Regions from separate parts of the Homo sapiens genome. Here region 1 is linked to region 2. Evidence: chromatin loops called from intact Hi-C (ENCODE). Cell type or tissue: heart right ventricle. All regions are shown on one strand. Links, peaks and the distances in the headings refer to the core of each region. The heading gives the core; the rest is flanking DNA. Region 1 has its middle 32 kb from the start of EFNB1. Region 2 has its middle 83 kb from the start of EFNB1.

The links. Peaks named below come from ENCODE experiments on the same cell type or tissue, not always from the same donor. Only the 100,000 strongest peaks of a DNase experiment are listed, where the experiment ranks them.
Region 1: it touches region 2 in a loop (2.4-fold over the local background); 53 of 110 quality-filtered maps call a loop at or near these places.

The regions. Positions count from the first base shown.
Region 1 is chrX:68,792,454-68,800,791 of GRCh38, reverse strand. No RefSeq gene overlaps it. Among named protein-coding and RNA genes, the nearest start is that of EFNB1, 32 kb to the left of the region's middle. In heart right ventricle, for the core only: no CTCF peak of the experiment used is centred there; a DNase peak (open chromatin) is centred at 4,827.
Region 2 is chrX:68,741,453-68,749,790 of GRCh38, reverse strand. No RefSeq gene overlaps it. Among named protein-coding and RNA genes, the nearest start is that of EFNB1, 83 kb to the left of the region's middle. In heart right ventricle, for the core only: no CTCF peak of the experiment used is centred there; no DNase peak of the experiment used is centred there.

The DNA.
Region 1 (8,338 bases), core at 308-8,307, 51 kb before region 2:
GACTGCCTCCCTGAAGAAAAGGCTGTGTAAGCTGAGGCTCAGGGGATGAGAAGGAATTTGCCAAATGATGAAGTAGAAAGAAGGGAAGCCATTTTGGGCAGAGAAGTCAGCATGTGCCAAAGTCTGGAGATGGGCAAGAGTCATTCTGTGAGAGGGAAGTGGGACCATCCACCCAGAAGTGGCAGAGTGGAGGCTGGAGAAGGACCTGAGAGTCAGAGCACGCAGGGCCTGGCCGACCATAACTTGGTTTTATTGGAAGAGTGATAGGAGCCATGGAAGGGTATTTCAGAGGTGTGGAGTGTGGATTGGAGGGTCAAGAATGACCTCAGGGAAACCAATGAGGAGGCAGTATGTTTTTCCAAGTGAGTGGTGAAAGATGATGATGGCCTAGTGGTGGCAGTGTGGATATGAGGGAGGGGACAAACTCGAGAGATAAGGAGGAGAGAAAAGCCACTGGATGTGGGGACCGATTGGTTGGAGGTTCTGGGTCAGGAGAGGAGAGACGCTGAGTTGGGTTGGAGCCATGGTGGCTTTGAGATATTGGGGATGACATCCAAGGGGAGATTTTTAGCAGGCCAGTGGACTCTCGAGTGCTAACATTTCCTTCAAGTAGCTCAGTCCTGTCCATCTTTGTCCAGTTGAATATCTCCAGGTATACAACTGCATATTTCCAACTGAGATATTATTCTCTTTCCTGTTCATCAATCTCTTCCCCATAGTGAATCTTTCATTTCAGATATGCACATTAACTCTTTATTTAGCACCATCTGAGCAGAGGCTTTTTAAAAGATTAATCAAGTGCAGTAGCGAGGAAGTAGAGGTTTCTTGAGCTATTAAATGGAAGGGCCCTTACAATATGAGGCCCATAGAGGGGAACTGAGTTGCCAAGGTCACACCATGAGTTAATAGCTGAGAGGGGACTAGAACCTGGTTTTCCAGGCTGGTGCTCAAATCCATGTGGGTTCTTCCTAGCACAAAAAGGAGTGCTTGAGATATGGAGCAAACAGAGAAGGTGGCCATGTGCCATGAAGACATAAAGAGAAGCCAGGAAATCTTTTCCAAACTCCTTCAGCAGAGAGTGGCCATGTAGTTGACTCTGGCTCTTCTGCTTTGAGGTAAGGGTTGTACTAGATAGGGGCTGACCTCTGCCCTCTTTGCATTATCACTGGAGCAAATATCACCTCACATTAGTAAGATTTTCACTTTTACTGAAGTTATTGGGTGGGTCCAGCCCATGAGAGGAGAATGGAGACAGATGCTGTATCAGCCTGTTTCCATGCTGCTGATAAAGACATACCCGAGACTGGGAAGAAAATGATGTTTAACTGGACTTACAGTTCCATATGGCTGGGAGACTTCAGAATCATGGTGGGAGGTGAAAGGCACTTCTTATATGGCAGCAGCAAGAGAAAATGAGGAAGATGCAAAAGCAGAAACCCCTGATGAAACCATCATATCCCAAGAGACTTATTCACTACCATGAGAACAGTGTGGGGGAAACCATCCCCATGATTCAAATTATCTCACACTGGGTCCCTCCCACACAATTATGGGAGTACAATTCAAGATGAGATTTGGGTGGAGACACAGAGCCAAACCATATCATTCTGCCCCTGGGCCCTCAAAATCTCATGTCTTCTCATTTCAAAACCAATCATGCATTCTCAGCAGTTCCCCAAAGTCTTAACTCATTTCAGCATCAACCCAAAAGTCCACAGTCCAAAGTCTCATTTTAGACAAGGCAAGTCCCTTCTGCCTATGAGCCTGTAAAATCAAAAGCAAGCTAATTACTTCCTAGATACAATGGGGGTACAGGTATTGGTGGCCCTCTTCTCACAGCTCCATTAGGCAGTGTCCCAGTAGGGACTCTGTGTGGGGGCCCAACCCCACATTTCCCTTCCACACTGCCCTAGCCAAGGTTCTTCATGAGAGCTCCGCCGCTGCAGCAAACTTCTGCCTGGACATCCAGGCGTTTCCATACATCTTCTGAAATCTAGGAAGTTCCCAAACCCCAGTTCTTGACTTCTGTGTGCCTGAGGCTCAGCATCATGTGGAAGCTGCCACAGATTGGGCTTGCACCCTCTGAAGCCATGGCCTGAGCTCTACATTGGCCCCTTTCAGCCATGGCTGGAGCAGCTGGGACACAGGGCACCAAGTCCCTAGACTGCACACAGCATGGGCACCCTGGGCCCTGCCCATGAAACCATTTTTTCCTCCTAGACCTCTGGGTCTGTGATGGGAGAGGCTGCCACAAAGGTCTCTGACAGGCCCTGGAGACATTTTCCCCATTGTCTTGAGGATTAACATTCAGCTTACTTACATACTTATGCAAATATCTGCAGCCAGCTTGAATTTCTCCTCAGAAAATGGGATGTTCTTTTCTATTGTACTGTCAGGTTGCAAATTTTTCAAACCTTTATGCTCTGCTTCCCTTTTAAAACTGAATGCCTTTAACAGCACCCAAGTCACATCTTGAATGCTTTGCCACTGAGAAGTTTCTTCTGCAAGATACCCTAAATCATCTCTCTTAAGTTCACAGTTACACAAATCTCTGGGGCAGGGGCAAAATGCCACCAGTCTCTTTGCTAAAACATAACAAGAGTCACCCTTGCTCCAGTTCCCAACAAGTTCCTCATCTCCATCTGAGACCAGCTCAGCCTGAATTTCGTTGTCCATATCATTATCAGCATTTTTGTCAAAGCCATTCAACAAATCCCTAGGAAATTCCAAACTCCCACGTTTTCCTGTCTTCTTCTGAACACTCCAAACTGTTCCAACCTCTGCCTGTTACCCAGTTCCATAGTTGCTTCCACATTTTGGGGTATCTTTTCAGCAATGCCCCACTCTACTGATACCAATTTACTGTATTAGTCTGTTTCCACGCTGCTGATAAAGACATACCCAAGACTGGGAAGAAAAAGATGTTTAATTATACTTACAGTTCCACATGGCTTGGGAGGCCTCAGAATCATGGTGGGAGGTAAAAGGCACTTCTTACATGGTGGCAGCAAGAGAAAATGAGGAAGATGCAAAAGCGGAAAGCCCTGATAAAACCATGAGGTCTCGTGAGACTTATTCACTACCATGAGTACAGTGTGGGGAAAACCGTCTCCATAATTTGAATTAGCTCCCACCGGGTCCCTCCCAAAACACGTGGGAATTATGGGAGTACAATTCAAGATAAGATTTGGGTAGGGACACAGAACCAAACCATATCAGATGCCTCCCACCCAAAAAGTCTCCCATTCTAGCTGAGGTGTGGGTGCCTCATCAGCCAGTCCAGAGATCTTCCAGGATGACATCCTCGTTCAAACAGTGGCTGCTGATGGCTGAGAGTCCAATGGAGAGCACTAAAAGTTAATTACCTGCAAGGACCAGGATTTGTCTTCTCTAGATCCTCCCCAGGGAGAAGAAAGGTATCATAATGTAGGTTGAGGACCTTCTAGGGCCTCCAGCCCACTTGGTGCCCTCTTTAAGACCTGGAATCTGTGCCAGGTTTCACCCAACTGATAACAGAATCAACCATAATTATCACAGGGGCAGAAAGCCTGGAGTCAAATCTCTCCTCCACTACTACTTAGTAGCTGTGTGATCTTGAGCACGTTGCTTAACCTGTCTGATCCCTAATTTCCAATTCTGTCAAACAGAAGTAATGAGTATATTTACCTCACAATGTTATGGGAGGCTTAATGAAGGGTGTGAATACAAAAGAGCTATATAAACTGTAAACCACTGCACAAATTGGAAGAAGTTTTATTGCCAGGAATTCTTCCTACTGTCTGACCAGTGGTCCTCCCTCTACCCATGGACTCCTCTAGCTGTAGTTTCCACCCATACCTTCTTGTTCTTCAAGGCAGGATGAGGTGTCCTCCAAACACTATAACTGCCTTCCTGAATCTTGTGGTACCCCCATTTGCTTTTTAATTAAAAGTAGAGACTCAAGGGGATGCAGTCTCTGATGTCAGACCTTGGAGGTGTTGTCACAGGGCAGAGGTTGTAGGTAGGATCTGGGTAGCCCCTTGGTGGAGAGGGTGAAGGAGTAAGGACCTGTGCTCAAATGTGTTTCTTCCCTTCCCCCCAGCAGCCGTTCTTCCAATAACAGATCACCAGCTCCACAAAGCCACCTCAGAAACCTGCGTTTTTAACATGCACCCCAGATGATTCCAATGTGGAGTTCCTCAGCCCAGACTTTGAGAACACCTGCTTCAATCATCTATATGGCCAGGGATAGTAGCCTTGCTGTGTTCTTTGCAGTTTAACACAAGGCAATATCCTATCCCAAATGGTGGAAGTCAAGACACTGTGACTGACAGGTGAGACTGACATTTGGGATGTGGACTCTCCACCTCTCAGATAGTACCTCATGCATGTGACCACAGGGGCTCCCAAGGTGCAAATTCATTTCCATCTGCCAGCGTTTGAGCCAAGTGAGCTTTGTTTGCCAACAGCCTCTGCTACAATCCTTCCCTGGGTTCAGGGGCAGGGAAGCTGTGACCACCAACAGAGGTACAGGTCATGGAAAGGCAAGGAGCCAATGTTCAGGAGCCTGGGAAGAATACATACAGCAGCTTGATGGAGGAAGACAGCAAGGCGCCTCTTTCAGAAATAATTTAAGAGAAGGAAAGTAGAGGGAGCAACTGAGGGAGATGGTCAAAGGGTTCTGAGCCCAGGAAACCTGTTCAGAGAGGTCTCTTTCGGGGACACTGGTGGGAGCCCAGGGCAGAGGAGTCAGTGTGGTTAGGAGATGACATGATTTCCAAGTAGCTTGACAGGAGGGGCACCCAGTTCCTTTCCTCAGTGACTGTATCAGTGACAGCAGAAACTGGTGTGCTGCATAGTGTCAATGTCACCAGATTCATGCCAGACAAGGAGGCAGGAATCCCAGGTTTGAGTCCCACTCCAATTATAGATGCCAGGGGTAGGGAGAGGGAAGGTCTCTGTGAACAGGTTGCAGCTCTGCCTTTGGAACCAGTGCTAGGACCTGCAGAAGAGCCGGATACTACTTGGCAGTGATGCGTCATAGAAAGTCCAGACAAGAAATGAGTGAAACCAGAAGACTTTACAATGTCTCTCATGCCTATGTGTTTGTTTCTTTATTTTTCTGGTTAATCCAAAGAAGTTTGAGGAGATTTGCCTGGTAGGGAGGAAGATGAGATAATAGTAATAATTTTAACATTGATTGAGTGCTTTATTGTATACCTCAGATTGTTCTAAGCCCCTTATGTATTGACTCATTTCATCCTTATATTCATAGGAAGTTGGTACTTTTATGACCCTAGATTTACAGATGAGGAAACTGAGGCACAGGGGTTGAGTAACTGGCCCAGGATTCCTGTTTTAGAGTAGGCCAGGTTATGCTGCAGTAATAGACATCATCCAAACATCAGTGACTTAAAAAGAGAGTTTTTTCTCACTCATATTATATGTCCTTTGTGGGTCGACAGGAGGGTTCTAGCACCCAGGCTGCAGGAGGAGCTATCATCTTATGACTTTGACATCACCATCTCAACATGGCCTTCCACCATCTCAACATGGCCTTTCACCATCACCAAAACTGTGCAAGAGAAAGCCATGGAGTAAAGGACCTGCAATTAGATGCTTAGACCCACATATGACCCCTGTCACTTCTGCCCTCAGTTCCTTAACCAGAACTAGTCACATGGTCACATGTAACTTCAAAGGAGTGGAAATGTGTAAGCCTCTGCACACCTGGCAGTGAAAAGACACTCATATTGAGGAGCACTGGTAATGCCTTTCACAATCCTGCAGTTGGTAAAGAGTCAACCTCAAGCTACTGGGTTCCCAAACCTATGCTCTGTATCACCGTGCCTGCTGTCTTCCCATGCCCCCCAGAAGGAAGGGGTGGACCCTCTACCCTGTGACATGGCTAGTGATTGGCATGGCTTGGGGAGGGTAGAAGAAGTGGGAATCGGGGCTTCTTCCTGATGTTTGGCATCTCTCCCGCGACTCTAGCTAGCTAATTCCCCAGGTCCCAGGTGCTTTCTATCCCTGCTTCTGGAATCAGTCCAAGTCCAGTGTCCTCTTCTATTCTGTGATCTCAGAGGGGTTAGAGTACAGAAGCTTCCAGTGAGCCCTACCTCAGCCCAGCCCTGCCACTAGCTTATGTAAATATTTTTCTGTTGAGTTTTGAGTGCTGGGAGATAAAATAGTGGAGACAGAAAAGCCAAAGGGAAATCGGAAGTCCCTGGTCTTCGTGAGCAGAACACTATCAGGAGTCTGGCTTGATGTCTGAAGTGCCTACAACAGCCCTACCAAGGTGATATCAGGAAACCAAGGAAGGGCTGGTGGAAATGAGCCTGGGGTGACATCACCCTGAACTGCAGCAGGAGAGATCAAAGCTAGATGCTGAGGTCCTCCCGATGCTAAAGGTGGTCATTATCTCTGTATGCTTCCACCACTGGACGGTGAGCTCACTGAGGGAGAAATGTCAAATTCATATCTATATCCTCGGCACCCAGCACAGGCTTGGCACAGAACAGGCACTCAAAAGATACTTAGAGAAGGGGACACCAGAAACAGATTTTAAGAACACAGTGGAAATAGCCAGGCTGGCTTAGGCCCCTCCCAGGTTCCAGAACCTCTCATTGAGTGTTCATGTACTACAGTGGGCTGCTGGAGGAAAGAGAGAGCTGGGCTCAGGCCTGGGGAAGCTGGGCAGCCTGTGGTTTCCTCAACATGGCCTCTCTCTCCCACTTTCAAAAACAGCACAAAGTCCCTGACCCTTGGTTACCTGGAAGGGGATTAGGAAGGAACAAACCCTGTGTGGTGGCTCAATTTCTTTGCCTCAATCACACCAGTTTCCTTTCAATTCTTTAAGCATTCTAATCTCTTCCCTACCCCGAGGCTCTAGCTTAAAAATTTCCCTTTATCTGGAATATTTTTCCCTCCACTCTTGCTTTGGCTAACTTCTGCTCATGCTGTCCGTTTCTTCCTCTTTTCCTCATAGAGGATTTCCCCGACATTCCCCTGCCCCACGATCTGAATCAGGCTCCCCTTACTATGCACTCTCAATGCCTCTATTTTTTTTCCAGAGCATTTATCACACTTTGTAATTAGGGATCATTTTGAGGAATTCTTTGCTTGATGTCTGTCTCTCCTAGTAGACTGTAATTTAATTTCATGGGGTTAGAAATTTCATTTGTGTCTCCAGTATCTAGCACAATGCCTGACACATAGTAGGCTCAATAAATATTTACTTAATAAATGGATACAATTATGAGTGAGTGAATGAGTGTCTAACTCTAAAGCCTTTCTCCATTAACCCATTCTTCCTTTGGTGCTTAATATGGCAGCTGGCATATAAATAAAGCTCAATAAAAGTTAGTTCATTCCCTCTCTCCCTCCCTTCCTCTATCCCTCTCTTCCTCTCTCCCCCACTTCCCTGGGAAACTCCTGCCTACATATGCATTTCTAGTGAGACATGCAGACACAAAGACTCCAGATAAGTTAGCAAAATGGAAGAGCATAGCTGGATCCATGCCATGCTTGGAGTAGACCTGCCTTAGGAGGCAGACAACTTGCTACCTGAGCCCCAGTATCTCCCACCTCTGCCACCTCAACTGTAAGTCTTGACACGTGCCAAACCACAGTGGGCTGGCTTGAGTGTCCAAGGCCCATCCTTCACTGAGCAACCAGGGCCACATCAAGGGTGGGGAACCTGAATGTGTGAGGCAGGTAGGCAAAACAACAATGATATCAAGGGGCCTCTGAGACCACTCACTAATTCCAGGGGAACCGTGTTGACCTGGCTGGGGACCTGTCCCCCACTATCTGTCTATGCGGGAGCTCTGGAATCATCTCTGGAAAACAACTGGGCACAATGTCCAAATACTAGCTCTCAAAGAAGGAAAGGATATGGATTTATCTATTTCCACTCCATGTCCATTACCACCAGCATCTGATGCCCCAAGCCCTTTTGTAGCATCCCCAGCAATTGTTCTCACAGCCTCTGTTTGCACACCTCCAGCCACAGAGACACACTTCTCCTGAAGAAGGAAAAGCTTGAACCCTATCCTATATCATTTGGGTATTTCTTTCCCCTGAACTGTGCCGTCAAAGTTCAGGTGCCATCTCAGGGGAGTGGCATTGTTTCAGGGGAATGGTCTGCCTGTCAGTGGCTCCAACTGAATCAGGGAGGGGGATATAAACGTGTGAAGGTGTAACCTCCCATTGGATTCTCCTTGCCTGCTGTCTAGACAGAGCCAATTTATCAAGATGGGGGAATTGCAATAGAGAAGGAGATTAATTCATGCAGAGCCAGCTGTATGGGACATGGAAGTTTTATTATTACTCAAATCAGTTACCTCAAAAATTCAGG
Region 2 (8,338 bases), core at 257-8,256:
GTTTGGAGTCTGCCAGACCAAGCTTCAAATGCAGCCTCCCTCATTTACTAGCTCTGTGAAGGTAGGTCCCCTCATCTCTATGGGTTTCAGTTTTTCTCATCCATAAAATGGAACTACAATCATGTATCACTTAACCACAGGGATACGTTCTGAGAAATGTGTCATTAGGCGATTTTGTCATCGTGTGAACAACAGAGAGTATACTTACACAAACCTAGATAGCTTACTATATACCTAGGCCCTATGGTATAGCCTATTGCTCCTAGGCTACAAACCTATGCAGCATGTATACTGAATACTACAGGCAACTGTAACACAGTGGTAAGTATTTGTGTATCTAAACATCTAAACATAGAAAAGGTACAGTATAAATATGGTATCATAATCTTATGGGGCCACCATCACATATGAGGTCCATCATTGACTGAAATGTTGTTATGTGGTACATGACTATGTTAATAATGGGGTCGTTGCAAAAGGAAACAAGCTGATGAATAAAAGGCACTCAATCTATGCCTGGCATAATAAGTGCACAATAAATGTTAGAGCACTGGTCCCCAACCTTTTTGGCACCAGGGACAAGTGTCGTGGAAGATCATTTTTCCACAGATGAGGCCTGGAGGTGGGAGAAAGAGGGGTGGTTTGGGGATGAAACTGATCCACTTCAGAAGATCATCAGGCATTAGATTCACATAATAAACGTGCAACCTAGATCCCTCGCATGCGTAGTTCACAACAGGGTTCGTGCTCCTATGGGAATCTAATGCCACCACTGATCTGACAAGAGGCAGAGCTTAGTCGGTAATGCTCACTCGCTGCTCACCTCCTGCTGTGTGGCCCGGTTCCTAACAGGCCATGGGCCCCTACCGATCTGTGGCCTGGGGGTTGGGGACCCCTGCATTAAAGGAGGAAAGGCATGTAAAGTTGGTAAGCAGTGATTGGTATATTGTAGGCACTAAATAAATGTTAGCTACTATGCTGATACGCACCCCAGGGTCATTTGGACACAAATCAAGTGCACTTTTTTGGAGGCAGTGCAGAGACTGACCTGGCTCCCAAGATGGGTGAAATCATGAGAAAAGGCACTCTCATCTCACTCGCCTCTGACCTCGCCACCATCACCTCACTGACTGGTCTTTTCCCACCCACCCAATACTTTCAAGTCACCCAGACCTAATTTGTTTAAATCTAGCTTCATCACTAACTAGCTGAGTATAACGTTAGGCAATTTCCTTCCTTCATCTCTTGGAGCCTGTTTCTGCACCTCTAAATGGGGAATTCACAATTCTACCCACCTGCAAGGTTTTGTGAGTATCTAATGAGAAAACAGGTGGGCGAACTGTATCAACCACTTTGGAGAGTTTTTATTTCTGTGATTCCTCCTCTTTTTCCTGGGCCCAGCGCCCCGCCTCCCTTCTTAGCACCTTGACCTCTTACCCCCTATCTCATTCCCCATCTCTACGTCCTCTGCTTCCCCTCGTCATAAAGTTGTCACAAGCCAGGACATGGTAATTTCCTGCGCCTACACAAGCAGTGGTTATTTATTCTGGTGTTTTTCCGTGACCTGGACAATGTGTTCCACTCTATGGACAAGCTGGAGCCACAGATTCAGCTGCCTATCTCTCCAACCCCACCCCAGGGGTGCTGATTGAAAGGAGGCCAGCCTCAGGCTGGGCCCAACTCTTCTTCTTCCCCTGAGAAGAAAGGAGGCTGGGAGCCCTGGGGATCTCTCTCCCTAGAGCCGCCTCAGGCCTTGCTCCATCCTTTCGCAGTCAGTAGCCCTTTGCCATAAATGGCTCTCATTTGACAGTGATAAGCTTGCCCAAGGTCATAAGAGCCAGTTAGAGGGCCTAGCAGGAACCTGCTTGCCTCTCTGGACTAGAATATGGCTGCGGTGGAGTTGAGAAATGAGGAGTCTCTACACTCACTCCATCAAGGGAGGCAGCAAGTGTTGCTGTGGTCACAAGTGTGAGCTGCACTGAGTGTACGGACAGACTTCCAGCTGCCCAGGCCTTAGTGCCTCTCTCCCCTGGGCAGGAATGTTTTCACTCTTTTGCAGTCTCTGTGCTGGCCTCTGCCAGGGCTGATTTATCATCATTAGGCATAGTAGGCCCAACACCTAGGGCTCACAGAAATGTTTTAATTTTAATTTATTTTAATATTGGAAGAAGAAATAATGAATATATTAATAATATATGATGATTGATACAGCCTGGACAATATTTGTCATTAAATCAATGCAGTCATATAATACAATTTTAATATTGTTTATGGAGGAAGGGGCCCACTAAAGCAAAAGCACTTAGGGCTTATGAAAATTCATATGCAGCCCTGATTTCTGCTCAATCCCAGGCTCATCACCATCGACCTGTTTTACAGGTGCTGCAGCAGCCCAGGGCTACCCTAGTGCAATTCCTGACCATGGCCAGAATCCCAGAGGCAGGGCAGAGAAGGCTGACTCCCAGCAGGCCATCAGAGTGGGCTGAAGTGGATGAAAGCAGCCTCTATGGACTGCTGTGAATCCTAGCAGCCCTGCCCCACTTCCTCCCTCCAGCTCTCACTTCTCTTCAGCCAGCTTTCCTCCAGCGCCCTTATTCAAAAGCATTTCCTCGTTTGTTCAACAGCTCTCACACCTACCACTCCTGCTTCCCTCTCGACTCTCTCCCCTACTCCTGAAACCACCAGCAGGAGGTAAAAGTCGCCTCTCCCTTTGCACTGGGCTGCCATGGAAAGAAGACAGGCTTGGGAGTCTGGGTTGAAGTCCCAGTCCTTTGCCTCTCGGGCTCTCAGATCTCCATCCAGGAAAAAGGGGTGCTAACACCTTATGGGGGATTTTTGAGGTTCAAATGACATCTTGTCTGGGAAAGTACATGGCATGGTGCCTGGTGTACAATGTACACTCAGTATCTATATGCACTCCCTTCATCCCCAGGGAAGGGAAGGGTTTTTGATGTCATCCTCACCCACTCTTCCCCAGTTTCCTTGGAGTTCCAGTGTCCCCTTCCATCTCCACAACCCCTGCCTCGTGTCCTCTCATGTCTCCCTGTTCCTACACACAAATATTTAACTGCATCCAGTGCACACTCCTTGACCTCCTTAAGCAGTGGCTCTTCTAGACCAGACCCTGTGATGTACACTGGGGCCAAAGAGATGACTCTCACCTGGCCCTGTCCTTAATGTCACAGCTTAGGCCAAGAGACTGGCTTATATATTTGAGGTTAGTTTGATGTGACAAAAATCCAGTTGAAAAAGTGCTTCACAAGGCCAGGCACAGTGGCTCAAACATGTAATTTCATTGCTTTGGGAGGCCAAGGTGGGAGGATAGCTTGAGCCCAAGAGTTCAAGACAAATCTGGGCAACATAGTAAGACCCTGTCTCTACACACAGTTGTTGTTTTTTTTAACTAGCCGAGCATGGGTGGTACACACCTATAGTCCTAGCCACTCAGGAGAAACTCTTGAGCTCAGGAGCTTGAGGCTGCAGTGAAATATGATCATGCCACTGCACTCCAGCCTGGGCGACAGAGGGAAACTCTGTCTCTTAAAAAATGCTTCAGGAGCTCGGGCAGGGGTGGGGGTGGGGGTTAGTTAGGGAAGGGCGGTTGAGGCTTGAAAGGTGTGAATTAACTCAAAGAAGGGAAAGAAGGGCTTGCCAAGTGGGGCCCTAGAGAAAATGAGCCAACATGATGAACAGTGATTAAACACTCACGTTATGCCTGTGACTTTACTGGGCACTGTGATAAGTGCATACCACATATTTTACAGGATCTTCTCAACACTCTAGCAAGGTAGGCACCTGTATTAGTCTGTTCTCATGCTGCTAACAAAGACATACCTGAGACTGGGTAATTTATAAAGGAAAAGGGTTTAATTGACTCACAGTTCAGCGTGGCTGGGGAGGCCTCAGGAAACTTACAATTATGGCAGAAGGGGAAGCAAACACGTCCTTCTTCACATGGCAGCAGGGAGAAGAAGAATGAGAACTGAACGAAGGGGGAAGCCCGTTATAAAACCGTCAGTTCTCATGAGAACTTATTGACTATCATGAGAATAGCATGGGGTAAACCACCCCCGTAATTTAATTACCTCCCACCAGGTTCCTCTCATGACACATGGGGATTATGGAAACTACAATTCAAGATGACATTTGTGTGGGGACACAGCCAAACCATGTCACCAACCCTGCACCCATTTCACAGATGAAAACACTGAGGCTCCAAGATTGAAGTGGCTTGCTCAAGATCATACTGCTAAGAAGTGGCAGAGCCAGGATTTGAACCCACCTCTGTGTGACTCCAGATGCTTTTCATTAGGCCTCCCTACCTCCCTGAGCTGGGCACTAAGAAGGGCTCAGAGATGAGCCCTGTGAGGATCGTGACCCTAGATGCTCACAGAGTAATGGAAATGCTGGTAATGTGATTGTTATCCAAAGGACTCTAAGATGAGGCATAAACAAAATGGAGGCCTTGAAAGAGATGCCAAACACAATGACAACTCAGAGAGACAAATGATATCTTGATGGAAGCTTTCAGGATGAGTGATTTCATGATGGAGGCTTATTAGACTTGAGTGTTGTCAGACCAGTGGGGGGTTAAAATATAGTAAGCCCTGGGTAAGGTGATAGCACTTTGCAATAAATAATCTACATTGCTAAGTAATCCATACATCTCTCTGAGCCTCATTTTATGTATGGGGAAACTGAGGCCCTGAAAGGTTAAATAATTTGCCCACAGCCCCATAGACAAGAACTGGCAGAGCTGGGACATGGAACCTGGGTTCTCGGAGCCCAAGAGCAGTCCTACCTCCACTCCTGGCAGAGGGACCTAAAAGAGCATATTCAGGACATGGCTGGAGAATGAATATGAAGGAGAAGAGAAACTTGCTGGATAGGCCAAGGCCACATAGTGAGGTCCTGAATACCACAACTTAGTAGTCAGTTGGGGGAGGTGGGGGCATTGATGGGCTTTAAGCAGAAAGACATACAATGATACTTATCGTTAGAGAGATTCACCTGGCACCAGTATAGCTGGAAATGAGCAGGAAAAGATAGAAAGGAGGTGAGGGCCTCTCCCTGACATCCAAGTGGAAAGGAATGAAATGGGAACTAGAGTGCTGGAGACACTGGGGCAGAGGCTGGGTACAGGAGATGCTGCAGAGATGGAGTAGACAGGACTTGAACAGTTCCTTATTGGGGCCTACATGATCTGGTCCTACCTACCTCTTCCACCCCATCTCCTAATGCTCTTCACTTGTTCCCTGCACTTCAAGCACACTGACTGCTCACCCTTGAAAATACTAATCATGTTCCCACCCCAGTGCCATTGCACGTGCTCACTATTTAGATCTTTGCATAGCCGATATCTTCTTCTCATTCAGGCCTTAGCTCAAATGTTACTTCCTCAGAGAAGGCCTCCCTGACCACCCGATTGAATAACCACTCAGTCACTATTACTTCATCTGGCTTTGTTGCCTTCATAGCACTGGGAATGGTGGAAGGTAGCTTGTATGTGTGTTTATTTATCATATACCTCCCTCAACTCATCCATCTACTAGAGGGGGCTTGAAAAGAAGGTAGGAGCCTTGTCTGTCTTGTTCACCTCTGTATTCTCAGCACCTCAACAGAGTCCGGCATATACTAAACATTCAATAATTACTTGTGGAATGGAAAAATGGATGGAAACATGCATGCATAGGTTGTAGGGGAAGGCAAGAGGGACTGAGGAGTTATGGTTGATTTGGGGATCTGAGCTGAGCAGCTGGGGAGATAAGGGCACCACCAACAGAGACAGAGCAGGGGAGCAAATTGTGTGTGGGATGAGCTTGGCTTGGGTCTGTTGAGCTTGATATGCATGTGGGGCCTCCAGATGGAACTGCCCACTCATGTAGTGGGAAATACTGGTCTGAGCTCAAAGAGATGGAGACTCTGGGTAATGATGTAGGAGGCATCAGCACAGAGGCGTAAAACTGAAACAATGACTATCAACAAAGTCCTTAATGAGCAAGGTGAAGCAGGGAGAACAATAAAGAAGAACTTTGAGGAATTCCTGAGGTTGGGGCAAGGCTGAAAGAGAAGTGACAGGTAGCAAGGAAAGAAGGCCAAGGAGCTGTGATCAAAGAATTGAGACAAGGTCTTGGAGCGTGGAGGAAGGAAGGGTTCAAGAAAGAAGATATGACCATGGGGCTAAATTCTCAAGGAGGAAGTAAAGTGAAAAACAATTCATTAGTTAGGGTGCAAAGAGGCCACTGGGATGTTTCAGGGCTGGGGAAGAGGTAGGTGTGTCCAGTATGGTGGAGGCTGAGGCTGTGGGGGTCTGGGGGACGAGAGGGTAGATAGAGCCTTGGATGCCAAGCATAAAATGATATACATAGTTACACACCCAAAGTGGGAGTGCACACCCTAAGCCCTGCTTTTCTTCGAACACCCACTCTTCTTTTTTTAAAAAATATTTTTTATTTCAATAGCTTTTGAAGTACACATTTTTTTTTTGTTACATGGATGAATTGTATAGTGGTGAAGTCCAAGATTTTAGTGCACTCATCACCCAAGTGGTGTACGTTGTACCCAATAGGTGGTTTTTCATTGCTCACCCATCCCTCTCTCCCTATCTCTGAGTCTCCAATGTCTATTTTACCAATCTGTATGCCTTTGCATACCCATAGCTTAGCTCCCACTTATAAGTGAGAACATGTGGCATTTGGTTTTCCATTCCTGAGTTACTTCACTTAGAATAATGACCTCCAGTTCTATCCAAGTTGCCACAAAAGAATTTATTTCATTCATTTTTATGGTTGCATAGTATTCCATTGTGTATATATATATAATGAATTCCATATATATATATGGATTCCATATATATATATATTCCATATGTATAATGAATTCCATTATATATATATATATACATATGTATACTTTTTCTTTTTCTTTTATCTATTCATTGGTTGGTAGGCATTTAGGTTGGTTCCATATCTTTGCAATTGTGAATTGTGCTGTGATATACATACATGTGCAGGTGTCTTTTTGATATAATGACTTCTTTTCCTTTGGGTGGATACCCAGTAGTGGAATTGCTGGATTGAATGGTAGACCTACTATTAGCTCTTTGAGAAATCTCCATACAGTTTTCCACAGAGGTTGTACTAATGTACCTTCCCACCAGCAGTGTATAAATGCTCCTTTTTCACCACATCCACTCCAACATCTATTTTTTTTGTCTTTTTAATAATGGCCATTCTTGCAGGAGTAAGGTGGTATCTCATTGTGGTTTGAACTTGCATTCCCCTGATTATTAGTAACATAGAACTTTTAAAATATGTTTGTTGGTCATTTGTATATCTTTTTTTGAGAAATCTTTATTTATGTCCTTTGCCCACATTTTATTTTATTTATTTATTTTTTATTATTATTATACTTTAAGTTTTAGGGTACATGTGCACAATGTGCAGGTTAGTTACATATGTATACATGTGCCATGCTGGTGCGCTGCACCCATTAACTCATCATTTAGCGTTAGGTATATCTCCTAAAGCTATCCCTCCCCCCCCACCCCACAACAGTCCCCAGAGTGTGATGTTCCCCTTCCTGCGTCCATGTGTTCTCATTGTTCAATTCCCACCTATGAGTGAGAATATGCGGTGTTTGGTTCTTTGTTCTTGCGATAGCTGACTGAGAATGATGATTTCCAATTTCATCCATGTCCCTACAAAGGACATGAACTCATCCTTTTTTATGGCTGCATAGTATTCCATGGTGTATATGTGCCACATTTTCTTAATCCAATCTATCATTGTTGGACATTTGGGTTGGTTCCAAGCCTTTGCTACTGTGAATAGTGCCACAATAAACATATGTGTGCATGTGTCTTTATAGCAGCATGATTCATAATCCTTTGGATATATACCCAGTAATGGGATGGCTGGGTCAAATGGTATTTCTAGTTCTAGATCCCTGAGGAATCGCCACACTGACTTCCACAAGGGTTGAACTAGTTTACAGTCCCACCAACAGTGTAAAAGTGTTCCTGTTTCTCCACATCCTCTCCAGCACCTGTTGTTTCCTGACTTTTTAATGATCGCCATTCTAACTGGTGTGAGATGGTATGTCATTGTGGTTTTGATTTGCATTTCTCTGATGGCCAGTGATGATGAGCATTTTTTCATGTGTTTTTTGGCTGCATAAATGTCTTCTTTTGAGAAGTGTCTGTTCATGTCCTTCGCCCACTTTTTGATGGAGTTGTTTGTTTTTTTCTTGTAAATTTGTTTGAGTTCATTGTAGATTCTGGATATTAGCCCTTTGTCAGATGAGTAGGTTGCAAACATTTTCTCCCATTTTGTAGGTT